Regions from separate parts of the Homo sapiens genome. Here regions 2 and 3 are each linked to region 1. A link is an interaction called in ENCODE POLR2A ChIA-PET data of the cell type or tissue named here. Cell type or tissue: PC-9. All regions are shown on one strand.

Evidence for each region. ChIA-PET counts read pairs that join two places held together with the same protein. Peaks named below come from ENCODE experiments on the same cell type or tissue, not always from the same donor. Only the 100,000 strongest peaks of a DNase experiment are listed, where the experiment ranks them.
Region 2: POLR2A ChIA-PET joins it to region 1 with 7 read pairs; 2 of 35 experiments call an interaction of 5 or more read pairs at or near these places.
Region 3: POLR2A ChIA-PET joins it to region 1 with 5 read pairs; 7 of 35 experiments call an interaction of 5 or more read pairs at or near these places.

What each region holds. Positions count from the first base shown.
Region 1 is chr15:32,865,979-32,868,478 of GRCh38, forward strand. The region is part of intron 16 of FMN1 (formin 1); the gene reads right to left. Among named protein-coding and RNA genes, the nearest start is that of GREM1-AS1, 150 kb to the left of the region's middle. In PC-9, no CTCF peak of the experiment used is centred here; a DNase peak (open chromatin) is centred at 1,493; H3K27ac peaks cover 1,336 bases.
Region 2 is chr15:34,307,742-34,310,241 of GRCh38, forward strand. All of the region lies in intron 2 of SLC12A6 (solute carrier family 12 member 6), which reads right to left. Among named protein-coding and RNA genes, the nearest start is that of SLC12A6, 29 kb to the right of the region's middle. In PC-9, no CTCF peak of the experiment used is centred here; no DNase peak of the experiment used is centred here.
Region 3 is chr15:32,812,037-32,814,536 of GRCh38, forward strand. All of the region lies in intron 17 of FMN1 (formin 1), which reads right to left. All of the region lies in intron 2 of LOC107984089 (a long non-coding RNA gene), which reads left to right. Among named protein-coding and RNA genes, the nearest start is that of GREM1-AS1, 94 kb to the left of the region's middle. In PC-9, no CTCF peak of the experiment used is centred here; no DNase peak of the experiment used is centred here.

The sequences.
Region 1 (2,500 bases):
TGGCATACAGCTATGTATATATATTTACACATATACACCAACAATTGGTACATTAGAAAAATTTCCCCTTTGAGGAACATCACACAACGGGGCCTGTTGTGGGGTGGCGGGAGTGGGGAGGGATAGCATTAGGAGATATACCTAATGTAAATGACGAGTTAATGGGTACAGCACACCAACATGACAAATCTATACATATGTAACAAACCTGCACGTTGTGCACATGTACCCTAGAACTTAAAGTATAATAAAAAAAAAGAAAAAAGAAAAAAAATTTCCCCTTTGAACTACTCTTGATTTAAAGATGCATTTATTCTTAGTTTTTCATACACTCTATTTGGCTGGAAAAGTTATTTAATATCTGACTCTTAGTTTCTTGATACATAAAATCTTGTGAGGACTAAATAAACATGTGAAAAAAAAGCATTTTGTATGCTGAATAGTAAAACGCTAGCCAAAATATTCTTCAGCTATTTTAAATAATCAAACAGTAGAAAGGCTGGCTAGATAACATACTGTACGCGGCTTTATTCTTTGTTTCCAAGAAGAGCTAAACAATAACAGCAACCTCACAAACTCTTTGAATAACTGACATTCCTAATGTTTGTGTGTTTAATAAACAAATCATGTTACAGTCTAATCATTTTCCCAGTCCAACTGTCTTTTAAAATTTGCAATACTCACTTTTTCCTATTTCTTGTTTCATGACCCACTGAAATTTACTTCCTCCCCATTGTGACACTGAGAAAGCACTCTGAAGTCACTAATTAACCCATCCTGTGGGCAGTGTCCTCATTTTGTATCTCCTTCGCTGACAACCCAGCAGGATTCTGCATCTTGACTACTTCTCCTTTGTAAAACACTTTGTCCCTTAGCGTCTGTGTTCCCCATTGTGGGCTTTCCTCCTACTTCTGCCTGCCCTGTTTCCTATGCAGCCTCATCTTCCTATACAGAGTCATTAAACGTTAAAGTTCTCTAGGGTTTGGCATAAGGCTGCTCCTCCTCCCATGCTATGCTCTCTGTCTAGACAATGTCATCCAGGTAAACATTTCAGTAACCATATCTGGGATGTGTCTCCCAAGTTTACACAGCTAGCCCACAGTTTCACCTCCTACGGAACTCCTGAATTCATTACTCTTCACCAGGCTGCTATAGTCTCAGCCTAACTGTTCTTCCCATATCCACCCTGCCTCTCTCTGATTTGTTCTCCATACCTGAGTCAAAGTGACCTTTATAAAATCTCATTATGCCAGTCCCCTGCTTAAACCTGCAGGCACCTCTATTACTCTGAGAGGTTGTCTTCAATCCCTCAAGCTGGCCTGCAAGGCCCTCCATGCGCTACGTCTTGCCTGCCTTCCCAGCCTCACCCTGCTCTCCCTGCCACAGTGGCCCTTCTTTCCATTCCTCAAACATGCTCACTTCTTCCCATTATGGTGTTCTCCTGCTATGCCACTCTCCTTCACTTCCTAGTAACCAGGACCTAGTCAGTGCTTAGTCATCATTACGACCTCAGCTCAGAAGTCTCATCAGGTTTTTTTTTTTTGAGACGGAGTCTCGCTCTTTCACCCAGGCTGGAGTGCAGTCGTGTGATCTCCTCGGCTCACTGCAAGCTCCGCCTCATGGGTTCACGCCATTCTCCTGCCTCAGCCCCCTGCCCCCCGCTCCCTGTGCAAAGGCTAATTTTTTGTATTTTTAGTAGAGACGGGGTTTCACCATGTTAGCCGGGATGGTCTCAATCTCCTGACCTCGTGATCTGCCCGCCTCGGCCTCCCAAAGTGCTGGGATTACAGGCGTGAGCCACCGCGCCCGGCCATCAGGATTTCTTTTCCACCTTCCATTCTGTGATGAGAGACCCTCTGTTACAAAGTCATAGCACTGTATACCTTTCCCCTTTTCATGATTATTGGATTGTCTCCCTCATTAGGCAGAAACTGTATTTTTCTTACTGTTAAATCTCCAGCATCTACTGTAATGTCTATCTAGTGAAAGCTGTTCCATGGGTATTTGCTAAATAAATGAATAAACTACCAGTTAAAGGGGAGAAACTTACACATGTGCAGTATGGATATTAGTGTCTTGACAGAATTTGGCTGTAGTACATGTACACTCATGTACCTCAGAATGATGCTTCTGTCAATAATGGACCACATATAAAACAATGGTGCCATAAAATTATAATGAAGCTGAAAAATTCTGATAGTCCGGTGATGATGTAGCCTTTGTAACACTGTAGAGCAAGGCATTACCTTTCCTTTGTTTAGATACACAAATGCTTACCATTGTGTTATAATTGCCTACAGTATTCAGCAGAATACTGAATACAGTTACAGTATAGTACAGCCAGTAGTACTGTAATATACTGTTAACTATATTCAGTATTCTACTGAATAATGTTGGGGACTGTAACAGTATAGAAACCTGTGCAGATTTGTAGCGTAGACGCCATAGGCTATACCATCTAGCTTAGGTGTGAAGTAGGCTACACCATCTATGTTTGTGT
Region 2 (2,500 bases), 1.4 Mb after region 1:
GGCAGGAAACAGCAGAAGAGAAGAAAGTTGAGATGAAGAAAAAAATATGAACGAAGGCAATGAAGTAAGGGGAAGATGGAGACAACTTTTAGGGCTTTTACTATAGGTTCACTGTTTCTAATATAACCATCAGAATCTTCTGTCACAAAAGGTTACATGTTGATGGAAAGAATACAGGAAAATAAATGAGATCTAATTTACCATATGAGGCTTTAGAATTTATTAAAATCATTTGTTATTTATGTACCATATTTAATCTTTGCCATGTCTATATTCTACCTATATTAGTATTTTTCTCTAGAAAGAATTTAGTTTTTACTCAGCTTCATTTCCATGAAAATGAAATATAATTTTTCTTAATATATTAAAAATATCTTACCTACCTTCAGTGATATTAAAATTCAATTATTTCACTTGCTCCATATGCCCATTTTTTTCCATCACTAACCCTTAGTCTTTAAGCATGCAGATCTAAATTTCCATTAGTTAGACTGGTACAAGTCTCCTGCGAATTGTTAAGTCTCTTATTTCTATCTCGCTGATAATTGCATCTTCCTAGAAATGTGAGGAGTGGAGAGCTACTAAAGACTGTTGGATTAAGGGTTGGGCACGGTGGCTCATGCCTGTAATCCCAGCACTTTGGGAGACTGAGGTGGGTGGATCACTTGAGGTCAGGAGTTTAAGACCAGCCTGGCCAACATGGTGAAACCCTGTCTCTACTAAGAATATGAAAATTAGCCGGGCATGGTGGTGCATGTCTGTAATCCCAGCTACTCTGGAGTCTGAGACAGGAGAATTGCCTGAACCTGGGAGGCGGAGGTTGCAGTGAGCCGAGACCACTCCACTGCACTTCAGCCTGAGCAAGGAAGCCAGACACTGTCCACCTGACAAAAAAAAAAAAAAAAAAAAAACAAACCAGATTGTTGGATTAAGTCAAGTTCAGATTTCTCAATTTTTAGTGCCATTTGAAAGAATATTCTACATTTGTAAATACTCTATGCGAAATAAAAAAGCAATCCAAAACAAAACGGTAGAAGAAGCAGTTAACTTTCAATTAATTTTGTTAAATCCATGAAGATAATAGAGCTTAAGAAGAACTAGTAACTACTGAAAAAACAGAGCAGCCTAGTTCAGAAAACACAAATAATTACATATATGTTTAAAGTAGAAACAGCGTGGTGTGGCGAAAAATAATGGCTTTAGAGCTACACAGCCCTTATTTTGAATTCCAAATCTGTCACTTAAATAATCTTCCTAATTTTTTGGCACCTCACTTTCCTCATTTTTAACATGGTGATAATGGTTACCTGTCCTGATTGTTGTGAGGATTAAATAAGCCACAAACCAGTGCCTGGTTTGAACACTGGCTCTGCTACTCACCATGCTCAACAATGGTAGTTGGTATTTTTACTGAAATGTTGATGACATTTTCTGGGTAAAATTGTTTCCTCTTTCAGCCTGGCCAAAGCAAGAAATTCTCGATTCTTTAAATTTACCAGCTTATAATCAATTTGTTAACCTATGCCATATGTCTAAATTCAGCCCGAAATTTAAAAATCTTTTGAATATTTTATAATACACTAAAATTACACTTAATATATTTTTATATTCCTAAATATTGCTTTGACTATAGAATTTAAAAATTAAGCAATATGCATATTTTATAGCAATTTTTATCTTTATAGAATTAAATCAGTTGAAATCTGGTGTATCTCTTGTGGGGCAAAAGTAGCAGACAGTTGACAGAAGGTTGGTATACTAAGCTAGAAAAATTTTGGAAGTGAGAGATTCTAAAAAGCCGATGATAACAGTGCTCAAATAAGAAATCAAAGTGTCTGAGATTGTAATATGAGAAAGAAGGGTCACAATCTAAACAAAGTTTTAAAATGTAAAAATCTGAAAGGAATCAAATTTGTATTCTTATATTAAGGTCTTAGATATAGTAAACAGAATTGGGAAGATATTTCAGAGAGGTATTAGTCTTTCTGACAATGGCTGGATACTGCGGGTTGGGGAAGGAGGCAGGAAAACATGCCTCACAGAGCCAACTTAAAAAAAGGATAAAGCTTTGATCCTGAGATTTTAAAGCGTGCAGATCTAAATTTCCGTTAGTTAGGCTGGTAAAAGCCTCCCATGAATTGTTAAAAGGACTAGAAAATAAAAGGCTTTTCAATCACTATAGAAAAGATTTTTATTGACACAGAGAAGCTCTTTAGTTGTCTATTTCAATCTATTTTAATGTTAGTGAATAAAAAGAGATAATCTTTTTTTTTTTTTGAGACAGGGTCTCACTTTCTCACTTTGTTGCCCAGGATAGAGTGCAGTGGCATGATAACGGATTACTGCAGCCTCCACCTCCTGGGTTCAAGCAATCCTCCCACCTCAGCCTTCCGAGTAGCTGGGACTACAGGCACACAACACCACGCCCAGCTAGTGTGTGTGTGTGTGTGTGTGTGTGTGTGTGTGTCCCTGTGTCCAGGCTAGTGTTGAACTCCTGGGC
Region 3 (2,500 bases), 54 kb before region 1:
AACAAACAAACAAAACCACGAAATGGTATCACCTAACTTGGGCACCTGGGGCTGTTCTCAACCAGGGTCCTTCATCTGAACTGCAGAACACAGAAAAGGATTTGAGAAGCTATTTTCTCAGTTTCCCCATATACACATCACCGGGAACATTCTAAATGTCTAGGACAATGCCAACTCATTACACACAATGGCAGAGATAGGGCAGTACGACTTAATTCCCTTACACATAGTTGAAAATGTGAGTCCTGAGGCAATCAAACTTACAAGTGACTTATAATATTAAGTCATTTACACTTTTATACAGGCTGAGTACTCCTTATCTGAAATGCCTGAGGCCAGAATTGTTTCCAATTTCAATTTTTGTCCCCCACATTTTGGGATACTTGCATATACATAATGTAATACATTGGGGATGGGACCCAAGTCTAAAGATGAAATTCATTTATGTTTCATATATACTTTATACATAGAGCTTGAAGGTAATTTTATTCTTCCCTCAAGGACACTGAAAAAACTGTCTATTGTGCTCCTGCATTTTGGCCGAGACCGTCACATAAAGTCAAGTGATGGGTCTTGTCAAAACGCAGGTGCGCAACAGACAGTTTATTCATGTCATGTCAGTGCTCAAAAAGTTTCAGATTTTGGAGCATTTTGCATTTTGGATTTTCAGATTAGAGATTCTCAGCCTGTATCTCTAAATCTAGTACGATGATATTCGTAAAATATCTTATTGGTATAACAACATGAATTACAAAGTGCTGTTTGCATACAATAGAAAGGGTCAGACCTTCTACAATAGAAATATTTCAGGTGTCATGTATTCATTTATATTCTCTGGTGACTGTAATAATAATTTGTATAGGTGACAGGTACAATTTCAGAGATCACAATATACAGTTGGCCCTCTGTATCTGTGGGTTATGGATTCCACCAACTGCAGACTGAAAACATTTGGGGAAAAAATGGATGGTTGTGTCTGTGCTGAACATATACACGCTTTTTTTTTCCTTGTCATTCCCTAAACAACACAGTCTAACAACTAGTTATATAGCATTTACATTGTATTAGGTATCATAAGTAATCTAGAGATGATTTAAAGAATGGGTGTAGGTTATAGCAATTACGACACCATTCTATATGAGAGACTTGAGCATCTGTAGAGTTTAATATCCATAAGGGTCCTGGAACCAATCCTCCACGGATACTGAGGGATGACCATAATCTCAAACACTTAACCACATTATACATCTAGTCTGTGATCAATAGTAACTACTGCAAAAGTAAACATTTTATCAAGTCACAGTTCTAGGAGGTAATCGGACACAAGTATAATTGGGATCTAAATGAAGTATATTTACCCACACTTTTTCAGAAGTAAACTCACTTTTTTTTTCCCAATATATTTTCACTAGAGATGAGATGCTTTGCCCCAAGGTAAGTCTTTCAACCATTTACAATACTGACAAAACACTTGGCCTTCAGACTTTATGAAGGATTTTGTTCATTCTTCTTAAAGGCAATCATTTGATTTGTGGCTGATATTCTACTACTTTTGTTCCTCTGCTTCTGTGTAGTCCAGTGAAGTCCCTCAATGCTGCACAACTACCTGTATGCAGAAACATCTTGGCTTCGAGTGATACAGATGCAATTCCTTGATGAAGTTGATAAGACAGTATAACCTTAACCTTGCTATAACTTAGCCCAACTATTTAATCTCAACGTGGAGAAAATGGATACCCAAGTAGATGAAGCGACTATTTGGATTACACTAATAGTCACAGAATCCAGGCCTTTTGACTAATAATTTAATAATTTTGGCTAATAATGTGACTAATAATCTACATTTTCCAACGCTCCCTGCTGCTTCCCAAGGGGCAGCATTTTTCTCCAGGATTCCCAAACACCGAGGTGGTATTTTGAAGCTGCACTGTACTACACATCTTCCATAGGAATAGATACATCAGAGAGAAAGTTCCAAGATGGAATTTCAGCTTTCACGCTAAATTTCCTGACTCTTGATGCTTTAAAACAGACCGTGGGGGTACAATTTCAGAATGATCTGGTGAGAGACTCATTAACATTAATGGGAGTCAGGTGGTCACATTCTCAAACAGGGCCTGAAATTCTCCAAGTTATACCATCTTCTAGACCCATATATGTCTTTAACTTATCACCATTAATAGAAGTGACAGATGTCTTTTGTAAAATGCTTTTCCTTAGTTATTTTTCACAGATATTTCTAAACAAGCATATTTATAAAATATAATTTTCACTTAAGGGATAATTATACATAAATCTATTTCCTTGTAATTAAAAAATAATTATACATAAATCCTGTTTCCTTGTAATGTCTACCTTGTCTCCCAGCCATCTCATTTCCAACGGGAAGGGTCTGACCTTATACAATACTTTAGAAGTATTTCAGGTGTCATGTAGGGAAACTAAACTCTATAGCCTCATCATTCAGACAGCAGACACCATTTAGGAAATATTAGGAATT